2 separate regions of the Mus musculus genome follow, and region 2 is linked to region 1. Evidence: chromatin loops called from intact Hi-C (ENCODE). Cell type or tissue: gastrocnemius. All regions are shown on one strand. Each heading gives the region's core, and the rest is flanking DNA. Links, peaks and the distances in the headings are about the cores only. Region 1 holds the start of Clasp2 (CLIP associating protein 2). Region 2 holds the start of Gm29825 (predicted gene, 29825).

What was found. A loop is a pair of places that touch in the nucleus more often than their neighbours do. Peaks named below come from ENCODE experiments on the same cell type or tissue, not always from the same donor. Only the 100,000 strongest peaks of a DNase experiment are listed, where the experiment ranks them.
Region 2: a loop joins it to region 1, with 5 times the contacts of the local background. A loop is called at or near these places in 8 of 42 quality-filtered maps.

The regions. Positions count from the first base shown.
Region 1 is chr9:113,734,620-113,746,555 of GRCm38, forward strand. It overlaps Clasp2 (CLIP associating protein 2), which reads left to right and starts at 6,854. Exons shown (of 40, transcript NM_001114347.1): 1 at 6,854-7,256. The coding sequence starts at 7,062. Gm38623 (a long non-coding RNA gene) reads left to right here. Exons shown (of 4, transcript XR_001779313.2): 3 at 1,122-1,223; 4 at 3,996-5,204. In gastrocnemius, for the core only: a CTCF peak has its summit at 8,070; DNase peaks (open chromatin) are centred at 6,844, 7,208 and 8,003; H3K4me3 peaks cover 2,581 bases; H3K27ac peaks cover 4,277 bases.
Region 2 is chr9:114,110,967-114,122,902 of GRCm38, forward strand. Gm29825 (predicted gene, 29825) reads left to right here and starts at 7,122. Exons shown (of 27, transcript NM_001378688.1): 1 at 7,122-7,219; 2 at 9,504-9,574; 3 at 10,414-10,438. The coding sequence starts at 7,195. In gastrocnemius, for the core only: a CTCF peak has its summit at 5,914 (motif pointing left); DNase peaks (open chromatin) are centred at 4,683 and 5,921.

The DNA of each region.
Region 1 (11,936 bases), core at 3,937-11,936:
GCAATGAGGGCCTTGGTTCTCCCTATGAGGCCAGGATATGCCCACATAGAAATTAGAACAGCAGCCATGGTAAGTTATCCACATTTTAAAGCAGCCCATTTTCCCTAATACCCCTAGCAAAAAAGTCCTAGTGATAAACTAGTTTTGTGTAGACCCATCTATTAAACAGCCACTATGACCGCATGGACAGGACTTACTCGTTACTAGGACCTGACCATATGTCCCCAACATAGAGAAGAAAGGATTCTGGCTGCCAGCATAACAAGAACAATCCCAAGGATAACCAGCTCTGTTTTCCTGTGTCTAGGCCTTCCTCGTGCCCAGCTCAGTAAGAGCTAAAACTGAGGCACTCAGGTCAAACCAAGCAGCCGGCCCCCTTACCCTCATAGCAACTCAAAGGAGGATGGGCAGATAAGTTTCTTTCTTTCCTCCCTCCCTCCCTCCCTCCCTCCCTTTTTGCTTTCCTTTTGCTTCTTTTCTTTTCTGATTTTTTTTGAGGCAGGGTTTCTCTGGCTGTCCTGGAACTCACTCTGTAGATCAGGCTGGCATAGAACTCAAAGATCTGACTTTTTTTTTTTAACGATTTATTTATTGTATGTATGTGAGTACACTGTAGCTGTCTTCAGACATATCCGGAAAGGGCATCAGATACCACTACAGATGGTCATGAGCCACCATGTGGGTGCTGGGATTTGAACTCAGGACCTCTGGAAGAGCAGTTGGTGCTCTTAACCACTGAGCCATCTCTCCAGGCCCATCTCTGCCTCTTGAGTGCTGAGATTAAAGATGTGTACCACCACTAGACTTTTAAGAATCTCTCTCTCTCAGCCAGGCAGTGGTGATGAACGCCTTTAGTCCAGCACTTGGGAGGCAGAGGCAGGCGGATTTCTGAGTTTGAGGCCAGCCTGGTCTACAGAGTGAGTCTATGGAGTTTCAGAAACAACATGTACCTTTTGCTGCCCTTCCCAGAAAGCAGAAAAAGAACTGTTTGCAACAAAGTGTTCTGGGACAGAGTTGGGCTAGTCTGGGATTCTGTCATATACTTGGTTTCATCTCTACATGTGCCCATATATTTGTTTCTGGAAAATTCTGAGTGCTAAAGACTGTTCTTTTTGAAAAAGGGTCCCACTATGTAGCACCACCCAGCCAGGAATTTACTGTGGAACACATTAGGCATGCACTGCCTTCCTCTGCCTACCAAGCTCCCGAGGGCTGGATTACAGGTATGCATTACCACACCCAGCTAAGACTTATCTTCCTGAAAATGATTCTTATCATTTATTTCATACTAATACCTTTATAGATGTCCCCATTACAAATTAACAATTGCCAGCAGGGAGAGAGAGAGAGAGAGAGAGAGAGAGAGAGAGACCCCTCCCCCACTTGCTACCTGCTCCAGGCAGGCCCCATCACTCACACTGGCCAGCTGCAGCACCCAGGAGAGCTGGGCCTGTACCTTACCTGGGCAGTACAGTGGAGCTGGCCCTGGTGGCTAAGGGGCAGGTTAGCCAGCCCTGAGGGCATGAGAACAGGAGAGTGGGCCCCACTCCTTGATGGCTGCAGCATTGGGTAAGCTAGCTGGGACAGTGCTGCTCAGTTACCACTAAGGCCCAATCCAGGGCTTTGAGCTGGCCCACCCAACCCCCATTCATGAACTGCTGGAGCTCATGAAGGGTCAAGTTCTGCAGATCTAAAGCTGCAGTCTCCAGGACACAGGGCAGTAATAGGATATCCAAGAGGTTAAGTTAAAAACAAATTAACAATTGCCTTGCCAATAACATATATTTATTTAAATGAAAGGAAACGGCTGTTGTGTATGGATCATGTATGATCCCGAATGATATTTAAATATTATTTTTACAGGAAAACAAATTTTCAGATTGGCAACTTGTTTTCTGTCCTAAACAAATTTGGAAATATCTATTATTTAAAGTATCACTAACTTCTTTCCTTCCTCTTCAGTTTCCCAAGGTAATTAAAAATCAATATCAAAGTTCTGAGCAATTTTAAATTGAGCTGTATATTTTATCATGTTTTAGTCAGGGCACCCACAGTTTCCTTAGACAGTTGCATAATTTGATTTGAATGTCACTTTTTGTTGTTGTTCCTGTGGAAGGGTCTGGCAATGTAGCCCAGTATGGTCTCAATTTTGTGACTTCCCCCTGCTTCAGTCTCCCAAATCCTGACATTGCAGTTATGTGTCACGATACTGACTTTAAATGTCACTTTTTTTCCTTCAAATACTCTGCAACTAAGCTAAACCCCTAGCTTCTTAAATGATGCTTACATTTTTTTAAAAAAAATTTTGTGTGTATGAGTTTTTGCTTGCATGTATGTCTGTGCACTACCTGTGTGCCTAAGGCCTGAGAAGGCCAGAAGAGGACACTGGATACCACTGGAACTGGAGTTTCTGACAGTTGTGAGCTACCATTGGGGTTCTGGGAATTGAACCCAGGTCCTCTGGAAGAGCAGTTAGCACTCTTAACTGCTGAGCCATCTCTCCAACCCCTCAACATACTATTTTTTTCATTAATTTATTTATTCACTTTACATCCCAATATCCCCCCTCTTCCCAGCCTCCCCTCCCACAATTCCTTTTGCATCCCCCTTCTCTTCTGAGAAGGAGGAGACCCCTTCCTGGGTATCACTCTACACTGGCACATCAAATCTCTGCAGGGCTAGGTACATCCTCTCCTACTGAGGCCAGACTAGGCAGCCCAACTAGGGGAACAGGATCCACAGACAGGCAACAGATTCAGGAACAGCCCCCATTCCAATTGTTGGGGGATCCACATGAAGACCAAGCTGCACATCTTGTACATGTCTGCAGGGGGCCTAGGTCCAGCCCATGCTAGCTCTTTGATTGGTGATTCAGTCTCTGGGCGTCCCCAAGGGTCCAGATTAGTTGACTCTGTTGGTCTTCCTGTGGAGTCCCTGTCCTCTTTGGGTCCCTCAACTCTTCCCCAAGACTCCATGAGCTCCATCTGATGTTTGGCTATGGGTCTCTGCATCTGTTTCAGTCAGCTGCTGGGTGAAGCCTCAGAGAACAGTTATGCTAGGATCCCACCTCCAAGCATAGCAGAGTATTGTTAATAGTGTTAGGGATTGGTTCTTGCCCACGGGATTGGTCTCAGTTTGGATATTTTTAATCAATTATTACTCTTTTTCCAAAGCAAGGATGAGAACCTGTTAGATTTCTGAAAAACAAACTGTAAAGATACCATCCCATTGCATGAACAGGAGGCTTCCTGAAAGTCTACAAGGACCCACCAATCCAGTGTTAAGAATTTCCACTTGATGAAAGACCATTTTAAAAATATTTTGTAACAAAAAAATATCTACAAAGTCCTGAAATAAAATCACGTCCCTGTTGCCTGCAAATGTATGTTTTAAATGGCACGTTTCCATTTCACTTAGCAGAGCTTTCTGATAAGAAAAATATACTAAAAGTTTGTGCTGCACGTCTGCTTGCCTGACTTGCTGTATTCACCATCTGTGGTTTGGGGTGAATTGCCTCACTCTGACTAGCCTAGAACAAGGGTACCATTCATCATCTCTCACAGCTCAGCGGGGCAGCAGCTTGAGAGACTCTCCCACTATTTGGCTCTGGTTCTTTCCTGAGGTGACAGCTAAGACAGCAGCCAAGGCTGTGATTGTCTGAAGGCCACAGGGAGGCTCCAAGGTCTCGTCATCTCCTGGCTTTTACCAAGGAGCAGTTGCCCTGTTGTCTTGACAGGGCAATTGGCTTCCTCTCAAGAATTATTTAAGAAGTCAAACGCGAGCCGGGCGTGGTGGCGCACGCCTTTAATCCCAGCACTTGGGAGGCAGAGGCAGGCGGATTTCTGAGTTCGAGGCCAGCCTGGTCTACAGAGTGAGTTCCAGGACAGCCAGGGCTATAGAAAAACCCTGTCTCGAAAAAACAAAAAAAACAAAAAAAACAAAAAAAAAAAAAAGAAGTCAAACGCTACTTGCATAGCTGTCTTTCATTTTCATAGGTCAGCTACGATCACCGTAGAGAGCCAGTCTGAGAACATGCAAATCTACAGGTGAAGATGGGGGAACTGCGTTGGAGGCTGACAACTCATATTTACTTTTATATTGTATTTTCAAGTGGGAACATGCACAACTCCATGCTTTTGCCATGCCCCCTTCCCCCAATAAATAATGTAATAAAAATTTCAGAACAAAGCAAAATGGAACCTTCTGCCCTGAGTGCAGATTCAGCATTTTTGACATTCCTGTTTCTGAAACCAAAATGTTGGTGTTGAGCTCTTTTCCCACAGAGGAGCTTAAATTCCTTCTGGATTTGACTTCTCCCTTATAAGCAGTTAGCTCATAATCTTAAAAAAATCCAGTCGAGGCTCTTTTCCAATTAAAGGGCTACAGGAAGGAGTCCTGCACTCCCGCACACAATGAGGAGTCAGGAGGTCAAAACCATTGTTGGTGTGGAGATGTCACATGAGGAACTCGCAGTTCCAAGTATTACAACTCAACTGCTGTTTCGGATCCGTCTTCTTTCCTCTTTCCCAGCCAGGCAAGTGTCTAACCACTTCTGTCCTCATGGAGTCATTCTACTGATACTGCTACGAGAACTCTACTGTGTGCCAACATCTGTGTTGTTTCCAGTTGGGCTGTGCCAAATCTTGAGTAAGCCACTCCCACTTGTTCCCTAATACCCCACCCAGGAGAGAACACAATGCCTTTCTTGGTGGACATTTGTTGAAAATATGACTTCAAACTAGCCATGTGGTCACTTCTTTCCTAGCTTTTGTATGGACAATAAACTCCCATTAGAAAAAAATTTACTCAGAGTTTCCACTATTTTCCCAGATAAATAGGCTGGGAAGTCAGGCTCCTGTGTTTCAATACACCATTCCAGTCCTGTTAAAAATAGACATGTTTCTAGATGCATTCTCGTGACTGATCATGAAGGGAGGTTCAGTATATCAATTTATTTTCTAAATTTCCATCTAACCCTTTCATTTCCCTGCACCTTTGTGTTTTTAAAGGTTTATGTGTATGACTGTATTTCCTGCATATCTGTATATGCACTCCATGCATGCCATTGGCCAAGGAGACTAAAAGAGAGGGTTAGACCCCCTAGGACTGGGGTTACAGACAACTGTGGGTTGCCGTGTAGGTGCTGGGACTCAAGCCTGGGTCTCTGCAAGAACAAACACTCTTGACCTCTGAGCAATTTCTCCGGCTCCTGTTGTGTTTTGAAAGAAGATCTCAGTAGCCTAGGCTGGTCTTGAACTCCTGACCCTCCTGCTGCCCATGTGCTAGGATTACTGGGGTGCTCCACCAAGAGAAAGACAGTTCCTAAATGGCAACATTCAAAGCAACACCTGTGTTATTTAAGGGATGATATTTTAAAAATTCAAAATACTTTAAAAACATTTATTTGTATGTGTACTTTTAATGTGTTATGGGTATTTTATGTACTTGTACCATGGGCATTGCCTGGCGCCTTTAGAAGTCAAAAAGGGCATCGGATCCTCTGGAACTGTAGCTAGATGGTTGTGAGCTGCCATGTGGATCCTGGGAATCGAATCTAAGTCATCTGCAAGAGATCTGATGATGCCTCTGCCTCCAAGGGCACCCAAACTCAGGTGCTTATGCCAACCATTATGGAAAACTGCAAACAACCCAGAGGCCTATTGCTATATGGACGGATGGATCAACAAGTCAGAGTATAACGGGGAAGGATTAAGTATAAAAAGGTAGAGACTTTTAAGATACGTACTTCATGGAATGAAATACCAACATTTTGCTATGAGAAGTTAGACCCAAAGATTACAGCAGCAGATTGAGCCCTAGGGATATTGGGATCAGGGTTAAAGAAACTGGGAGAGGGGGAGGAAAGGAAAAAGAACACAGTGTGGAGTTACATAACTTTAAAAAATGGAAAATTACCCTACCATGTTAGAAATAAGTTTAGAATGCAAGAGACTGAGTTCCCGACTCGTCCAAGTGTCACAGCTAAACCTGTTCTCTACAACACTGGGCTGGAGAGATGGCTCAGCAGTTAAGAGGGTTTGCTGCTTTTGCAGAGAACCCAGGTTCAGTTCCCAGCATTCACATCAGGTGGCTTACAACTGCCACTTAACTCCATCCAGATCTGACTTCCTGGAACTTTTGGTTTCTGCAAGCGGGCACACTCAGGTGCACACACGTACACATGAAATAAAAAGAAATCTTATAAGTTAACGGCCCCAGCCATCCCCAAACAAAACTCGAGTTCTGTGGCTCAGGCTTGGGAGGCAGGGGTAGGGCCAGAAATGTAAGACCATACTGTAGGGTGAGTTCGAGGACATCCTGTGCTGCCTTTAGTCTCTGTCCAAACAAAAATCAAATTAAAGTCGCCCAGGGCAGAGGTGGTTAGTGGGTAACGGCGGTCTGGGGGCTTCCCGAAGTGAGGGTGGGAGGTGAAAGTGCGTCAAGAGAAAATGTGGATCCATTTGCAAAACCTCGGTATCAACTGGAAACAGAAAGTCCTCCAGGGCGACTGTGGGGGTGGCAGCAGGAAGGGACAGCCAGGCCTGTGCCGAGGAAGAACGCGACCCGTGTATTCCGGTTTTAAGAGACGGCAGGGGCGGGGCAGGGAGAGAAGTACCAAAAAGTTTTGAGTCTTGATGATGGCGGCGGAGCGAATCGCCGGAGATGCCGGAATTCCCACACTGGCCTTCCAGGGTCGCCCACGCGAGGCGACCCACACGGCCCCGACAGCCCAAGGCTCGGGCCATCAGTAGCGCCACAGGCCGCAGCCCACAGGGGCTCGGGCGCGCCGGGAGGCCGGGCTGGAGGCCGGGCGCGTCGCTCTGACGTCACGCGCGCGCTGACGTCGCCGGCAGCCGCAGCCTCTGAAGCGGGGCTGGGACCGGGGGGCGCCGAGTTTGATTAGTTTAGGGGGGCCGTCCCCCGCCGGCCGCCGCACCCCAGGCAGCGGCGTCTCTGCGTGTCGGCGCGTCCCGGAGGCTTCACCGCCGCGCCTCGGCGGTGCTGCGAGGAAAGTTGGCGTGTAAGGGGCGACGGGCGTGTGAGGGGTGGCGGGCGCGGCCATGGAGCCCCGCGGCGCCGAGTACTTCTGCGCCCAAGTGCTGCAGAAGGACGTGAGCGGCCGGCTGCAGGCGGGCGAGGAGCTGCTGCTCTGCCTCGGCACGCCCGGAGCCATCCCGGACCTGGAGGACGATCCGAGCCGCCTGGCTAAGACCGTGGACGCGCTCACCCGCTGGGTGGGCTCGAGCAACTACCGGGTGAGCGGCGGTGCGAACGGGCGCGCGGCCGGGGCGGGCGGGCGCGCTGCCGCCGGGGTCCGGGGACGCGCTGGCATCGCCCCCCAGGGCTTGGGGTACGGCCCCAGGCGGCGGTTCGGTGACACGTTGCTGTGTTGCTTGGCGCTTTACAAAGTGGTAACTTGCGGCCCAAGGCTTTAAGACTTTGTAACGTTTGTCTACGCCCGATGGCAACGCCTGCGCTGAGATGGGGCGTTTGAGTACGGCGTGAAGTTGGACCGTCAAGTTCATCTCTTGCTGTTATACTTAATCTCCAGTTTCTTTTCTCTCTACCCTCTCTTCATCCCTCTCCGCCTCTCTTCCTTTTTTTTTCTTTTTTGCTTCTCTCTTCCTCCCTCTCTTTCCTCTGTCGTTCCCTCCCCGTCTCCCTCCTCTCTTTTCCTCTCCCCTCTCCCTTTCTCCCTCTTTTCTTTCGTAGTCTTTACGTGAAGGTTGAGATCACCCAAAAGCACCGTTAGCGCGTATTCAGGTCCTTCGCACGGAAGGACTGCTCATCTCATGGCATTTATTCACATTTCCCTTAATTGACAGCAGAAAGCCGTTGACCACTCATCAGTTCTCTTGTTTTCCCGCAGTTGGGACGAACTTAGATTTGAAACACTATGGTTTAGTTGATGCTGCAAACGAAGCGGGAATGGGGAGGAGTGCGGTAAGGTACGAGGAGGAATGGGTGTCCGGTCAGCATCAGGGAGTTGTTATGTAGCCACCGATGGAGAAAAGTGAATATTCTGTAATTAGTTGGAGTTGTTAGTGGTTACTTTTCTTTTTAGTCTTCTGGTGGCAGTATTGCTTTAAAATGCAGGCGGGAGCTCCCGTGGATGGAACGATTCTTAGTGATGTATCCAGCAAATAGGCTGTACTTTGAAAGCTTCTATCTATAGAGACAAGAAAAGCAGTTTTAATGATGAGATCTTTATGGAATTGTTGGAAGGTTAGACTTAGCAAGATTTAAAATAAAGTTTTCCTAGCACATATTATCAAATGTACATAATGGGTTTCACTGGCATCTTCATGCATGCATCTGTGTAATGTACGTTGTTCACTTTCACCGCTATTTCCCACTCTTGCTATTTCCATATAGTTCCTCTCTACCTTTGTATCTTTTTTTTTTTTGATTAAATGAATCAGTAAGCTTAAGGTTATTTAAAGGAGTATGGGTGAAGGGTTCAATAAAGGAACATGGGCATCTTATTAGTGACTGCATCACTGAAGAAAATATTTCCCCTATAATGTTTAAGGCCAGATTGGACTATATGATGAGGCCCTGTCTCAAAAAAAGGGGGGGGGGTAGGGGGCTTGGGGAAAGCTAATATTTACTAAAATACAGGGAGTATTAATTTCTTTTGAAGAAATTACCTAGCTCCCCTTACTGTGTAAGCAAGGCACATGTGTGCTCAGCATGGCTGTTTTGTGCTGTGTTGCAGCACTGGCTATTGTGGGAAGTCAGCCCGTTAGTAATGTTGGCTCACTGTCTCTAGAGGAAGCTGCTGGGCTTCGTTCTCCACACTGACAGTGGATTGCCTTGGAGCCTTTGCAGCCCTCAGATGTTTGTCCACAAGTGGCAGTAGTGATACCACAGTTGTCAACTCTGTTGTCACATCTCTGAGCATCCAGCTAACTGGCTAGAGTCCTTCCAGGAAGTATCTGATGTTCACACATTCTTTCCATGTTCCTTACAAGATACTTAGCCTGAGACAACTTAAGCAGTTGGAAGTGCCACAGGCCTTACAGCTTTGTCAAACACTTTCTGGTAGCGCTGCTCATTAGTCTTTATTTCTGGTACATGAATGAGTCACCTGTCTTCCTTAGGTCAGTTCCTTGGTTCTGCCATTAGATGCCACGCCTTCTTCTCTACTCAAGGACACTCATCACCCAGTTTTCTCCTTCAGAAATTACTAGTTCTCAGTACTTAATATTTTAGCATAAAACCTTTTCTAATGTTTGTTAGAGGGTATTCTATTCTAGTGAGCCTGTTATTTGGGTTTTATTTGTTTACTTACTTATTGACACAAGATTTCACTTCTCACTATGTAGCCCTGGCTAGCATAGAAGTCACTGTGTACACTAGGTTATCCTTAGATTCACAGAGATAGGCCTGTATCTGCCTCCTTTCTCTCACCTAAGGACTGGGATTAAAGGTATGTGCCACCACTCCTGGTTATTTTTAGTTTTTAAAAAATTATTTTTTGTTTTATTGTATATGTGTGTGGCTGTTTTAAATGCATGCATGTCTGTGTATGTGTGCATGGCTTGTGCCCACAGATACCAGAAGAAGGCATTTGCATCCTTTGATTTACAGACAGTTGTGAGCTGCCATGTGGATGCTGGGAATAGAACCTGGGTCCTATGGATGAGCTGCCAGTGGTCTTAACTGCCAAGCCATCTCTCCAGCCCTCATAGCTAGAGTATAATTAGTATGGTGTTAAGATAAAGTTGGAGGCCAGTGGATATACAGATGTACAGGGTTTAAGTTTGTTTATTTTTTCGAAACAGGGTTTCCTGGGGCTTAGGTTGGCCTCTATTTTACTGTACATCTAAGGCCACATGATCCTATTTTAAATGTGGTAGGCTTTATATGAGGGACAGTCCTTTAGTTCTTTGTTGGAAAGGAAAGGAATAGCAGAAGAAATCCTTGGTAGTAAGGCCTGGTTTGGTAGCAGAGACAGTGCTGTGATTTTTTTTTTCTGTTTCTTTTCTCTTTCTTTTTCTTTTCTCTCTTCTCCTCTTCCTCCTCCTCTTCTTTCTTTCTTTCTTTCTTTCTTTCTTTCTTTCTTTTTTTTTTGAGACAGGATGTGGTGACTTGAATGACAGTGGCTCCCTTAGGCTAATATATTTGAGTCTTGAGTACTCCCGTCTCCAGGTGGTGGACTGTTGAGGAAGGATTAGGAGAGGTGTGTGTGTGTGTGTGTGTGTGTGTCCTTGTTGGAGCAGGTGCGTCACTGAGGGAGGGCATTGGCGGTTCACAAACCCACACCAGGCTTGGTCTCACCTCTCCCAGTTTTCAGTTCAGGATGTAAGCCCTCAGCTACTGTTTGAGTGTCATGCTAGTCTGCTCCCTGCTCTGATGGACTGGTCCTCTGAAACTGTAAGCAAGCCTTCAATTAAGTGCTTTCTTCTATAAACTGCTTTGGCTGTGGTTTCTCTTCATAACTGTAGAACAGAAACTAGGACACAGGGTCTCTATGTAGCTCTGGCTGGTCAGGAACTCACAGAGATCCACCTGCTGAGTTCTGGGATTAGAGGTGTGTACCACCAGCTAACCACTTGACATAATTTTTTGGTAGGTCCAGTATGTCGTTGTTTTTGGATTGGTGTGAGAGTTAAGAGAAACCGTAATTAGGGATACTGCCTTCTTGAGCAATAGGATAGGCATGCTGCCTGCTAAGTTTGGAGACCAGGAGAACAAAGGCATGGAAAAGTCTGGTTTTGACTACGTCCCATTGGAAAGGTTGTTTGATATCAAAGTTAAAATGTTTAGATGATTGGGATCTTAACTCTCTTGGTGAAGTCATAACTAAAGACTTAAACTCATGCGAGTTAGTAATATGTGATATATAGACTTTGTGTTTTGAGTTTTTCCAAAAGCCTTGTAGATTTTGTGGCAATATTATGTTAATACAGTTTCCTTCTTACAAAAATGAGGAACAACTTTTAAAAGCAGGCCTTGTGAGTCTCAGGGTCTGTCTTAAGGGCTAAGTTTGCACGGTATCTGTGACCTTATGTCCTTTTTTTTGTAGAAAAGATGATCTAAGACGTGTTTGGCTTAGGTCAGAGCCCTGGTAAATTAGTAGAAGAGAATGGGAATGTTCAGTTTTTCTTTCTTTTTAATTTGTACTTCTTAAGGAGTAAAAAAAAATTACATTTGCCTATAAATATAACAGCAAACTGACTGAAAAGAATAACTTGTTTTTTTTTTTTTTCTTTTTCTTTTTGGTTTTTCAAGACAGGGTTTCTCTGTATAGCCCTGAAAATAATAACTTGTAATCATAACTTTTATTCTCCTAAAGTAATTGCTGTCTCCAATTGCTGACTCTGTCTGCTAACCTAGGCCTAGCCCTGGAAGCATCTAAGCTCTGTATAATCTTATCTAGGCCTAGAATGTTTTCGGCTTCTTTCTGAACTTGATGTCTGATTCAACTCAACTGAGCTGTTCTGGCTCAAAACCCCTCTCCACAATGACTGATTCAATCTAGCCTGCTTCCTCCCTCTTTCTCCCCCCCCCCCTTTCTTCCCTCTTCTTTTTGCTCTGCTTGACCTCAAAATAACTCCAGCAATCTGTTCTAATCTTCTGGTTCCTTCTCATCCTCTGACTTGTTTTGTCTTCACCTGTGTCTAGCTTGTTCTTCCTCTGCATCCTGTCTATCTGGAAAAGCTGCCTCCTTTGTCTTCTCTGCACTGCCTTTCAAGTAGCTTCCCTATCCTCTCTCTTCTTGTGAGAGTTGGACATAGCTTATTATGTCAGATCTTTCTCTGATTCATCACTTTGTCTACCACTCAATTAGACATCACTTTCAAACATGGGTGCTTCCTTCTACAAACTAAATTTACCTTCCTTGTTTGGGATTAAAGATGTGTACTAAGGGCATGTCTGTATTTCAGCCAGAAGGATTAAAGGTATGTGCTAAGGGGCTGAGCCACACC
Region 2 (11,936 bases), core at 1,958-9,957, 370 kb after region 1:
AAAACACTTAAACTACCTTCAAAAAAAAAGGTTCCTTTCCCAACTATTTTCCAAGTTCTAATTTAATCCAAGACAGAGACTGAACATACCACCCTAACTCAAGGGGTAGGCAGGGCCAGAAATAACATTTCCGGCTGCTGCTCACCGTTACTGTGGGAAACAAAACTCTATTTTGCATTTACCAGCCATATTTACTAATCCCTTTCCTTTGTGTGTACATACTTGTGCTGGTAGAGGTCAGCCTTAAGTGCCATCCCTCAGGAGCCGTGGTACTTGAGACAGCGTCTTTCTCTGGGATCTAGGGAGGCCAGCTGGCCAGCCAATGAATCCCACAAACACGCCTGTTCCCACCTCCCCGGTGCCGGGAGTATAACCACACACCACTACATCTGTTGGCCTCTCACACGCTGCTGGCATCAAACTCAGGTCCAGGAGTTTACACGCCAAGCATCGTGCCAGCTGAACTGCTTCCCAGTCCTCCCTCTGTTCCTTTTGCTTCTAAGATACAATCCTGCTATTTAGCCCAGGCTGGCCTAGAACCCCCTGTGTTGGCCTTGAACTCATGTTCTTCCTTGCTCAGGCTCCTGCTTGCAGGCATGAACCACCACAACTTATGGCTACCTTCACCTTGTAAACGGAGGCACTGATATCTTGCATACTAGCTCCAAGAAGGCACTGAACCAAAGCCACCAGTGACCCAAGCCAGGAGTCTGTGGCAGATGCTCTGAGGTACTAGGAGAGAGCTGTTGACCTTACCGAGAGATTTTTCAAAAGCACTCGCACAAAAAACAAAAAGCACCCGCACAGCATTGCTGCCTGGCTGGATTTGAGTGGGTCAGCCCTCGCTGCCCTGAGTGAGTGGGTATGAGTGGGTCAGCCCACACTGCCCTGAGTGAGTGGGTATGAGTGGGTCAGCCCACGCTGCCCTGAGTGAGTGGGTATGAGTGGGTCAGCCCACGCTGCCCTGAGTGAGTGGGTATGGGTGGGTCAGCCCACGCTGCCCTGAGTGAGTGGGTATGAGTGGGTCAGCCCACGCTGCCCTGAGTGAGTGGGTATGAGTGGGTCAGCCCACGCTGCCCTGAGTGAGTGGGTATGAGTGGGTCAGCCCACGCTGCCCTGAGTGAGTGGGTATGAGTGGGTCAGCCCACGCTGCCCTGAGTGAGTGGGTATGAGTAGGTCAGCCCACACTGCCCTGAGTGAGTGGGTATGAGTGGGTCAGCCCCCACTGCCCTGAGTGGGTATGAGTTGGTCAGCTCAGGCAAGCCTGAGCTACCCTGGTGTCTGTTCTTGCAGGAACATGCTACCAAGGCAGCCGGGGACTGGTCCTGCCCCTGGCTGCAGACAGGAAGGGCAATATATAAACCTTCTGACTGGGGCTCACTTAAGTTTCTCCCCACCCCACCCCGTGTACATAGCTTCTACTCCCCCACACTAGGTCATTCAAGTCTGGAGTCACCAGAAAAAAGAAGTCGCTGTTTGGGGGATGGCAGATGATCAAGAGTTCAGACAGCTGCGATGAACGATTAGTTGTGGTTTCTTCTCACAGCCTCGCTACCAACTGTGCTGCCATCCATGTTCAAACACTATTAAGTGAGAATGTTTTCTCTGGCACCAATCCATCTTCTCCCCACAGTTTAAGTATTGATTTAAAAAAAAAAAACTGAAGTAGCTTTGGTTTGCAGCTCACATTTAAAACTTAAAAAAAAAAGTTATTTCCATAAAAGTTGGCAGAAACTGGCCACTGTTCATTCCCCCAGTGGCTATAATAAGCCCTTGCCCACTGACAATCTAACAGATCTTTTTCTGTTTGCCACTGGGTTGCGTTCAATAAAATTTTTGTGCTTAACATTCCCTTAATAAGGGCTCCTAAGAGCACCATTTCCTTCCTAGGGCAGGCTTTGTGGGTAATGTTCCCAGCAGCTCTCCTGGATTCTAGAGGTGACTGGAGCCCCAGTTAGTGGCCATTAGAATGTCTTGAACTCAGACAGATACTCAGGTACTGAACTCAGTGCTCAGTGTTTGCTTAGCATGCCCAAACCCTTGGTTCACTCCCCAATACTGCGTGTGTGCAAAACACACACACACACACACACACACACACACACACACACACCCCTTGCCTGCTGTGCATCCCAAGGTTCCCTTTATTTCAAGGGTGATGGCTCACACCTGTAACCCCAGCACTGGAGAGGTCAAAGGCAGGAGGATCAGGGGTTCAAGGTCATCTTCAGCTTGAACAAAAAGAAGAAGAAAAGAATCTGTGTGTTGGCTCACCCCTTTAATCCCTGCACTCAGCAGACAGGGCACGGGGATCTGTGTGTCTTTGAGGCCAGCCTGGTCTAAGTAGCAAGTTCTAAACTAGGCATGGCTGCACAGTGAGACCCCGTGTCAAAACAACAAGAAGTAATCTTGAACCTGATAGGCTGTTGGTCAACCTCACATGCACGTGCATACACTAACTTTTCCTTGGTATCTCTCCTCTCTGGAAGTCAAGTCTAAAGGCTGGTATGGGGTTCACACCCATCATCCCAGCACTTGGGGGACTGAAACAGGAGGACTATCTTGAGTTCAAGACCAGACCGGGCTATAAATCGAGGCTCCAGATCTCAAAATACAAAACCAGATTATAGGTTGAGTCTGAGTGGCTACAAGTGATAGATAGCCCTTAGGGTGTGACATTCAGACTTCTGGAATTTCCTAGAGTTGATCAGATGGGTCATTGTGATGGGGTCACTCACAGATAGCCCTTGCTCCATCCTGGGGGGGGGCACAAAGGATAAATAGACCATCTCAGCGCAGACTTGGAAATCCCCATAAACTTACACTGCTTGCTTTAAAGAAATCTTGTGTTTGTTTTGTTTTGTTTTGTTTTTAAAGGACAGGCCAAGCTGTTGCTGATTAAACAAACTGTAGCATTTCAAACCACAGCATTGTCAGCCTCGAACATACTGGAACACACTGCTGAGTTGGGTACCCAACTTTTAAAGGCCCCAACTCAAACAGTATCCATATTATTTACCCTAACTCTAAAGACAAGGGCCTTAAGGCAAATTCAGGAGCCAGGACGTTCTCTGGAATTCTGGGGAAGCAGCTAGCCTCAGCCCGACCACGCTCCAGTCCAGCCTCCTTCCTGCCCTGGCCACGCCCCAGCCCAGCCTCCTTCCTGCCCCGGCCACGCTCCAGGCCAGCCAGTAGGTGAAGAAGAAAATACTTGGGTCCCCGCCTCAGGCTCTGCCCTCTGATGATTCCAAATTTTATCTGCATCCTGAGCCTCTCAGACCAACCTCAGGCCACCAGCTCTGTGCCAGATCCCTTCCCCGCCCACTGGTGCCATTAGTCACTTTCCTGTGGCTGTGACCAAATACTGACAAGAAGCAGTTTAGGGGAAGAAGGGTTTATTTCAGGGTACGGTTCAGGAAGACATTCCGCTGTGGGAAGAAGCGGGGCGAGGTACCAGCTGGTCACATTCAGTCGCCTCGGGAGCAGAGAGATGAACACCCGTGCCAGCTCACTTTCTCATTTTTCAGTCCTGGGCCCCAGCCCAGGAGAGGGGCCAAGCACAGTTAGGGTAGGTCTTTCTACCTCCGTTTACCAATCGAAACTCCTTCCCTCACGGGCATGCTTAGAGGATTGTCTCCTGGGCCATTCTAAACCCTGTTTCGCTGACAGTATTAGCCTCTCACCGATGTTGGTAAATGAGATGTCATTCTTCCTATCTTTCAGGCCCACATTCTGCTGCCGTCTTTGAGACTTCTTACATTCAACACGCACGCCCCATTATCAACTCCCAGGATGGCGCTTTCAAAATCCACATAGAATCTAACCACTTAGAATGGATGCAGCCATTGCTCTGGGAGACCCTGCAGCAGCCCATCCCCAACACCCTCTGCTCAGGTTTCCTGTGGCAGGGCAGTGAGTGACTGACTGTGGGGCCTGCAGACACGCCACCGTGCAACCCGAATGCTGGCACCCTTCAGCACAACCCAAAGGCTTAACTACAGACTGTCGGGCATCTGTCTCAGGCCCACATGCCTGCCCAGCCTTCCCTCCTAGGTCCTGGGTCCATGCCTCTCCTACAGGTCTCCCTGCAGCGTCCTAGATCGACAATCGCTACACCCTGAGACTTGATGCCCCAAGGCCAATCTCACCTTATCAGTCAACCCGATCGGTTGTCAACCTCATTCCAACCCCTGCTCCTCCCTGCTTCCTCCCTGCTTGTTCTCCAGTCAGCATCCTACAACTAGGAAACCGAGGTTCCTACAAACACATGAGCATTCCTCTTCCTGCAGACTCCAAGCTGTGAGGACAGGGCGGGTGGTTAACATCAAAGGTCAACATCCAGAATCACCCAAGACTTGAGACTCCAGGCCTGAGACGGGGTTTCTAGGTTTCCTTACCTGAGGTGGGAAAGCCCACGGTAAATGCAGCTAGGCCTGTCTAGGGGCTGGACCCCAGATGGAATAGAGAGAAGTGAGCCTATCGCCAGCGTTCTACTTCCTGCCTACAGATAGATGCTCCAGCAGCCATGACCTCCCTCCATCATGAACTTAAGCTGCTGTGACTCCTGCCGCCATGACGTCCCCTCCCAAATCCACCCTGCACCACTTCTCACCATGGTGACCTCCCATCTCCGTGACCTCCCACCCCCACTGTGACATCCCACCAGTGTGAACTCCCACCATGGTGAACTCCACCCCACCTGTGACCCCCCCTCCCCCGAAACCTCCACCACCGTGACCTCTCTCCCACCCACTGTGACCTCCCACCACCGTGACATGATAGCACGATAGAGTCCACCCTCTTACTGAGAGTCAGACAAACCCTTCCGAAGTCGCTTGTGTCATGTATTCTGTTGCAGCTCCCAGACCAGGAACTAACAGAAGCAGCTTTTCCTTTGGTGACTCCGCATGGGACCTCTGCTGTCAGTCAAATGCCTAATGTGGAACAGGAACCCCACAGGCCTTAGGAGAATAAAGAAAGCTAAATCCACCCCTGGCCTGTATCATTTCTAACCCTGAGACTTATAACCGGGTACTGTTCACATTAAATGACATTGTAACCCCTGGTGTATTCTGAGGACTCCAAGAAACTGAGCAGAGGCCACCTTCGGTTGTTGTGAGCAAGGAGGAGCTCAGGTTAGGCCGAGTGAACCAAGTGAAGGTGACCCTGAGGCCCCAACCTCAGCCTTTATCTTCTGCCACCTTTTGTCCTTAACAAGTGGCATAAAGGAGAGGAACGTCTGGAAGGACGGAGAGACCAAAGAAATTCTCCAAATATATTTATCATCTTTTAGTGTTTTTCTTACTTAAAAAATAATACTGATTTTTCTTCAGGGATGAGAAAGCAGACCACAGAAGACTGTCTTTCTGAACATGGGGGAGACACATGGGATCAGAGGGGAGACGAACGTGACTTTGAGGAGGACAGACTAGATGAAGGGAACACATGTGTGAAGGGAAAGACAGGCATGAAGACGTGTAACCATGAAGACAAGCGTGAATACTGAGTGTGAACAAGGGGAAGTCAGGCTTGTCCTTGGTAGGGAGAGATGGTGGCTTCCTTCTTACTTTAAGAAGAGAAGGCTGTGAGATATCAACAACCCAGGCACTTGAAGAAAGAGGAACGCGGAAGAGAGGTTCCTTAGCCCCTGTGGACTAGACAGACTCGTCCATCTCTAAAAAGTCGTCCACATACTCCACAACCTCTCCCTGTAAGAGATGGCAGACACCTCAGTTAGGCAGGCCACAGGGCACAAGAGGCGTCAGAGACAGGAAGAGAGTTTCCCAGAGGACTTCGTTTAAAACTAAACCTCATAGGATTCTGAGGATGGTCTTGGTGGAGGAGTCAATAGACCTTTGTTCCTCTTCCCAATGTACCACCACATCCAACATCAACAGGCTTTCATATGGTGCCATCTTGTGGTGCTCCGTGGGAATGCAGAAGAGAAGCCCGGGCAACCTTCATGGAAACCTGTCCAGTGGGGTTGAAGCTGGAAAAATAAAAAAAAATAAAAAAAAATTTAAAAAGAGTTTATTACTCTTTCTCTTCTGCTTTTCAGTATTCATTGTGTGTTGGCGTTTGGTCTGTTGCTATGCACTGTAGTGATCAATGCTGGTCCCCAAGATCTGGCTGCTGCAATGAGGAGATCCTTGGTCAAGAGGAAATCATCGCATATACCAAGTGATGCTATGGAAACTTGCTCCTTAGTTTAAAGCTATTGGTTAAATAAACAGGTTGACAACTCGTAACTGGGCAGAAGAGAGGTAGGCAAGGCTTCAGGTGCGGGGCTTGGGGTCTGAGGCAGAGAATACCAGGAGAGAAAAGAGAAGAAGAAGGAAGATGCAGGGGTAGGTGGAAAGTGAGAACATGGCAATGAGGGCCAGACATTTGGAAAGGAGTGGGCCATGAGAAACATGGCAAGTTGTCCCTGAGGATCATTGACTGGAAAGTAGACTGACTAGCATAAAGGGTGGATATCTGCCCAGCTCTAGTGCTTTTAAGGCTTATTATAAATTTAAAAGTTTTGTGTCTTTATTTGGGAGGTAAATGATCAAAAGTGGGGTAGAAACCTCCAATTAATCTTTCTACATTAATTATGTCTTTAATTGAACTATTAAGGACAGATAGACACATGGTTGGGGCTGTCTTAGTTACTTTTCTATTTTTTTTTTTTTTTTGTGATAAAACACCATGACCAAGTCAGCTTGTTAAAGAAAATATTTAACTTAGAGTTTAAAGTTTCAGGGAGTTAGAATCCATAGCCATCATAGCAGGGAGCAAGGCAGCAGACAGGCAAAAATGGCCCTGGAGCAGTAGCTGACAGCTCACATTTTGATGTGTGAGAAAGAGATTGAAAAAGACCTTTGTGAAGTAGGCATCTAAACAGGGTTCTTTAGAACCATGTAAGCAGATGAGAGAAAACTAACTTTGTAGTTGATCGTTCTTAGATCAAGAACATTGGTATTTATAATAACCCACACTGTAGTCCTGAACTTGTATGCGCAGACTCGCCTAAGTAGCAGATGTTGGCTGTCATGGTATGATTATGAGTTCACTATGCAAGCTCTGTGACTTATGGCTGACCCGTACCTAGTTATGTTCAGGCCTGAGAGCTGAGTGCCAGTATACTTTGAGATTTCCTCAGAGTACACGTCTATAACTACAGAGCGATAGTAGTGTTGGAATCTGAGTATAATGGGTAACTGTTGTGATACCCGAGGTATGATATTACTAGCCATTTAGTGCTTTTGCTTCAACTAGACTGGTTAATATTTCTCAAAATATTTTGTGTAAATACTTATAACTGCTGTATTATTAGAATTATGTTTTATTTTATTTTATTTTATTTTTGAGACAGAGTTTCTCTGTGTAGCGCTGCCTATCCTGGAACTCACTCTGTAGACCAGGCTGGCATCAAACTCAGAAATATGCCTGCCTCTGCCTCCCAAGTGCTGGGATTAAAGGCATGCACCAGCACGCCTGGCTCTAGAATTATGTTTTATTATATATTATATTTTAGTCTACAAAATATTTTGACATTAGAATTTAATGTGTTTGTATGTATGTATGCGTCTATATATATTTGTATTTCCTCCCTCAAGATTGTGCTTCATAGACATAACACTATATCATAAACATACCAAGAAATAACTAAGGTTCTCTGTTTTGAAATTATTAACCTCAGAAAAAAGGAGTGGCTTCACAGTGGTGGGGATAAATTATGATATAAATCTCCCACTATAATGTGTGCCTATTTTCATTTTTAACAAACATTCCGTGTCATTTTCTTATTAGGTATATTTATTCACTAAAATGTAGGTATGTCTTTTCCACATATGTGAAGGTTTAGAGTGTGTACCTACTCCATATTGAATAATTTAAATCCATAATTTATGATTTATCCTGAATTGTAGACATCACAAATAGGTAACATTGTGACCCACATCTCTTTGGAGTGAGGTATCACCCAATAAGTTGATTATTTTGTTCTGGATGACTGATCACTATTTCAACAAATGAAGTAGAGAATAGATGAATTAGACTGGTGAACTAACTAGAGAGTCAGGAATTATTTACAGTAATCCGTGAGCATAGTGTTCGTATATGGTGAACAAAAAGAATAGTGTGCAGAGGTAATCGTTCTGTGCGTGTAGAAACATGGTGCTGAAAAGATGTATTAACCCTTCCTGCTGTTTTCACGTGTGATGTGGTTTATTTATCCTGACACTGCTTCAGAGAGCTATAGCTTTCTTGATGAATTGGGCAAAACCTAAATATAAAGAGGTTCATATTTGTGAAAAGCTAATTAACCAAGATGGTAGGTTTCCAGTGTACACGTCAGGATGTCTCAAGTCTGTAGAAGTCCTAGGCATTATCTACTTTATGACATCAAATCCATGGTCACTTTATCACAGGACACCACTGTCACATTTCAACCTAGTCATTGCAAGGAAGTACCAGCCCTTCTCGTCAGCTCACAGATGCGTAGGACTGGGATCCTTATCCTCACACCTGGCCTAAAGCCAACTACAAATAGAGAGATCTTTAATTGATATCTGGTGGAAATACAAATGTTACCCTCAAAAGTGCAGAGACCTTGTGAGCCACAACCTGGGAGAGTGACACAAGTACTCAGAATATCTACCCAGTTTTTAGAGCCCCCATTACCCTTGGAGCAACTCTCACATAGAGCTGAGTTAGAGGACTTGAATGGCCAGCAGGATCCAGATACTCCTCTTCCTTATCACTGTTCTTTTTAATCTGGATGCTACAAAGCACATGAGAATAAAAGGAGAAACAAGGCACAGGGTACTTATTATTGTTTTCCAGAAGTCAATAAATTATTGCATGTCAAAGGATGAATGGATCAATATAGTTACACCATGTCCCTTATACTAAATTCACTTCCCCAGGAAAATGTATGTGTTAAAAAGCTAAAATTCTGTGTTTATGATGAATGCAGAATCAGAATGTGTCAACTGATGGAGGTTGAAATATGCTTGTGAGATGTGATGAAGAGATTCTTCAGTCCTTTTGGGTTTCAAAATGCTTAAAGGGAAGGATGATCATATGTGGTTTCATCGTGACATTTATTTTAATGAGGAGAATGAGATGTCTTGATAGTAGAGGTGCTTGTCATTGCACCTGATATTCTGTCTCTAACCCCAGAACCCCAAATAATAGAAGGCATAACTAGATACCAACAGTTGCCCTTGGATGTGCTCCCTCCCAAACTGAATCCATGCACTAGGTAGTTACATATTAAACCATAGACCCTTATGTTGCTTTATATTCCCGTCCTCTAGAAAGCAAAAGGAAAAAAAAGGGAAAAAAAGCTTTTTAGTTTTCTAGTCTTTGCCTATACTCACCATCAGGAAAGACAGCCCAGTAGTAGCCTAACTGAATCTAATCACATGTACTGCCTCAGTACACTTTTATCGATGTCAAAATGCTTGTGTAAATAAGTGGTGCCATGAGCTGACAGTGACTTTCTGTCCCTCTAGTCCTACCTCAAGAATGTACTGACACACCCTTCTCAACTGATGACCGTCCTCGGACAAAATCCTCACTGACCGTAAGAAGCCCTCTTCCTTTATATAAGAGAAAATTACTTTAATGATTCCCGCATGTGTTTATGACTATAGCACACTTGAAAAAGTAAAGTTGATTAAGTGTTTCATGTATTAAATATTTTATTTAGGAGGAAAAGGAAATGTAATTATATCAGATCGGGATTTATTAGAACTGTATCAGGTAGTGACTTTGAGTCAGGGCAGACTGTCTTCTGGACAATAATATTCTGCCTTCAATACCAGTATGTAAATTTCACTCAGAAGGTGGCAGGCATATCATTCATGTAGACTTGAATGTTTACATAAGCGTTTACTCCTTTTATGGCTTCTAGAGCCTGTGGTTTAGGTTGAATCTGATTATGTTCCCCAAAGATGGATGTAGAGGAAGCATCATATGTCCTAGCATGGCATGTTCAGGTGCCAAGAACTTAAGACATAAGGATGCATGCAAATGATTGGCGTGCATCCCAAAAGGGGATAGTATCACTAAATAGGTGTTAGCTTCACCATATTGTCATGTAACTCAGCTAACCTTCAGTAGAAGCCAATGCATAAGGTTGCCTGATGTGGCACTTAGTCAGTAAATATGGGAAACACTCTAGTTTTTGTCACAAAGTAGGCATCTTGAGGTATTCTGTGTCAGTATCACATAATATACTAATACGGAACATTTCCCCTGAGTCTCTAATAGTCAGTAAGAGTCAGTAGATTAGTAAGAGATTTGATTAGCTCGACAAACTTGGTACAATTATGTCCTGTCAAGAGGTGAACCAAAGAGTTGTACAAACAGGATTGAGCATCATCTAAGTCTCTTAAGTGTTTTCTTTCCTGTATGTTACAGGTGGGCTCCAGAAAACGCCGGAACAGTATGTATCCTGCAGTCGCTGAAGACATGTGTTAGATATGAATTGTGTTAATACTGCTTGTCTTTTGTCTGGTTGCACCACAGTGAGCAAATCAGCTTGTATTGATTGAAAAATCAGATGTTTGTTCTTAAAAAAAGTGATGCCTGAAGTGAGAAATTGTAGCCCTGTGTGTACAGCTGTGACCTCTTTAGTTTGTTGTTTTGTTCACGAGGCTGCCTCTAAACCTATCTTATCTACACAGATATCCAAGTTACTCAACTCAATCTACAGAGAAAAAGTTTTGAAAAAAAGTCAGAATAGACAATTTACTCATGTGTTTAAAGTTTGCCACAGCCACATGTGGTAGGTTGATTTGCATTTTTCTAGGCAGATGAATAAACCAAGATTCAGAGTAAGTGACAGAGATCTTTAGATATGCAGTGCAGCATTAGATTTAACCCAACAGAGGGCGTAAAAAATAAAAACAGGGAAGACTTTCCAGTTTTCTAGCATCAGCCTGTAATAACTCAAAGCTACAGGAATCCCAAAGACTGCTGGGACTACCACAGTGCTCAGAAGACCTGGGCAGTGTAATTCACCTGCCTACAGACATGAACAAGGATGAAAGAAAAGCCCATGTTTTTGTGCAGATTACTGACTCTGTGCTCCATTGAAACTGGCTACATGTATATGAACGGAGGTCATGCTAGGCTTGGTTGGTTCCTTCTAGTAAAACCTGGCGAAAAGCTTTAAAGGATTGACACTATTTAGCATGAACACAAAGAACAAAACAGCTAAGGCAAAGCATTCACTAAGAACTCTGGTCACCACCTAGATACTGATCTTTGCTATCCAATTTTAAAAAAAATATATATGATATTTTTGCTTTGGTTTTATTTGTTTGTTTGTTTGTTTGTTTTTCTTTTGAGACAGGGTTACTCTGCCTCTGACTACAGGAGTAAACTACCACTTCCATGGAATACACATACAAAAGGGAGGTACATTCTATGCTCCAAGAGACTTTCCTCTCAGTAGTGGTCAGTCTCCACATTTTAAGTGTGAATACTGAGAAGATATATTCAGCAGCGAACCACATGACTCAATATCATTATTTCAAGTGTTTTCTGCATAGTTCATCTATAGTGTTAGCACTTTGCTACACTGTGGTTTGATTAAGGGAAACTAGTGTGAGAATATGAAGTAGCTCAGTTGTGTCATTGTCAGACCATGCTTAGGATGTCCATGACCCAAAGTCTGTATCTTAGTTCTACATAAAATGTTCTCAGGATAGCTTCATCCTATTAATACTTATCCTAGAGAAGTGAAGGAAGGAGAAACACAAGTTCAAGTTCATTCTTTTCTGTAGAGTGAATTACTTGCTAGACTAGAATAGACACTTTTCCCGAAAAAAAAATTTTATAAACAGAGAAGGTCAGACTGGTGAGAGAGGCATGACCAGGTATGGTGCACTCTCACTGCCCTGCAGTCAGTACCAATATCTAAGCAGAAACTAAGAAAG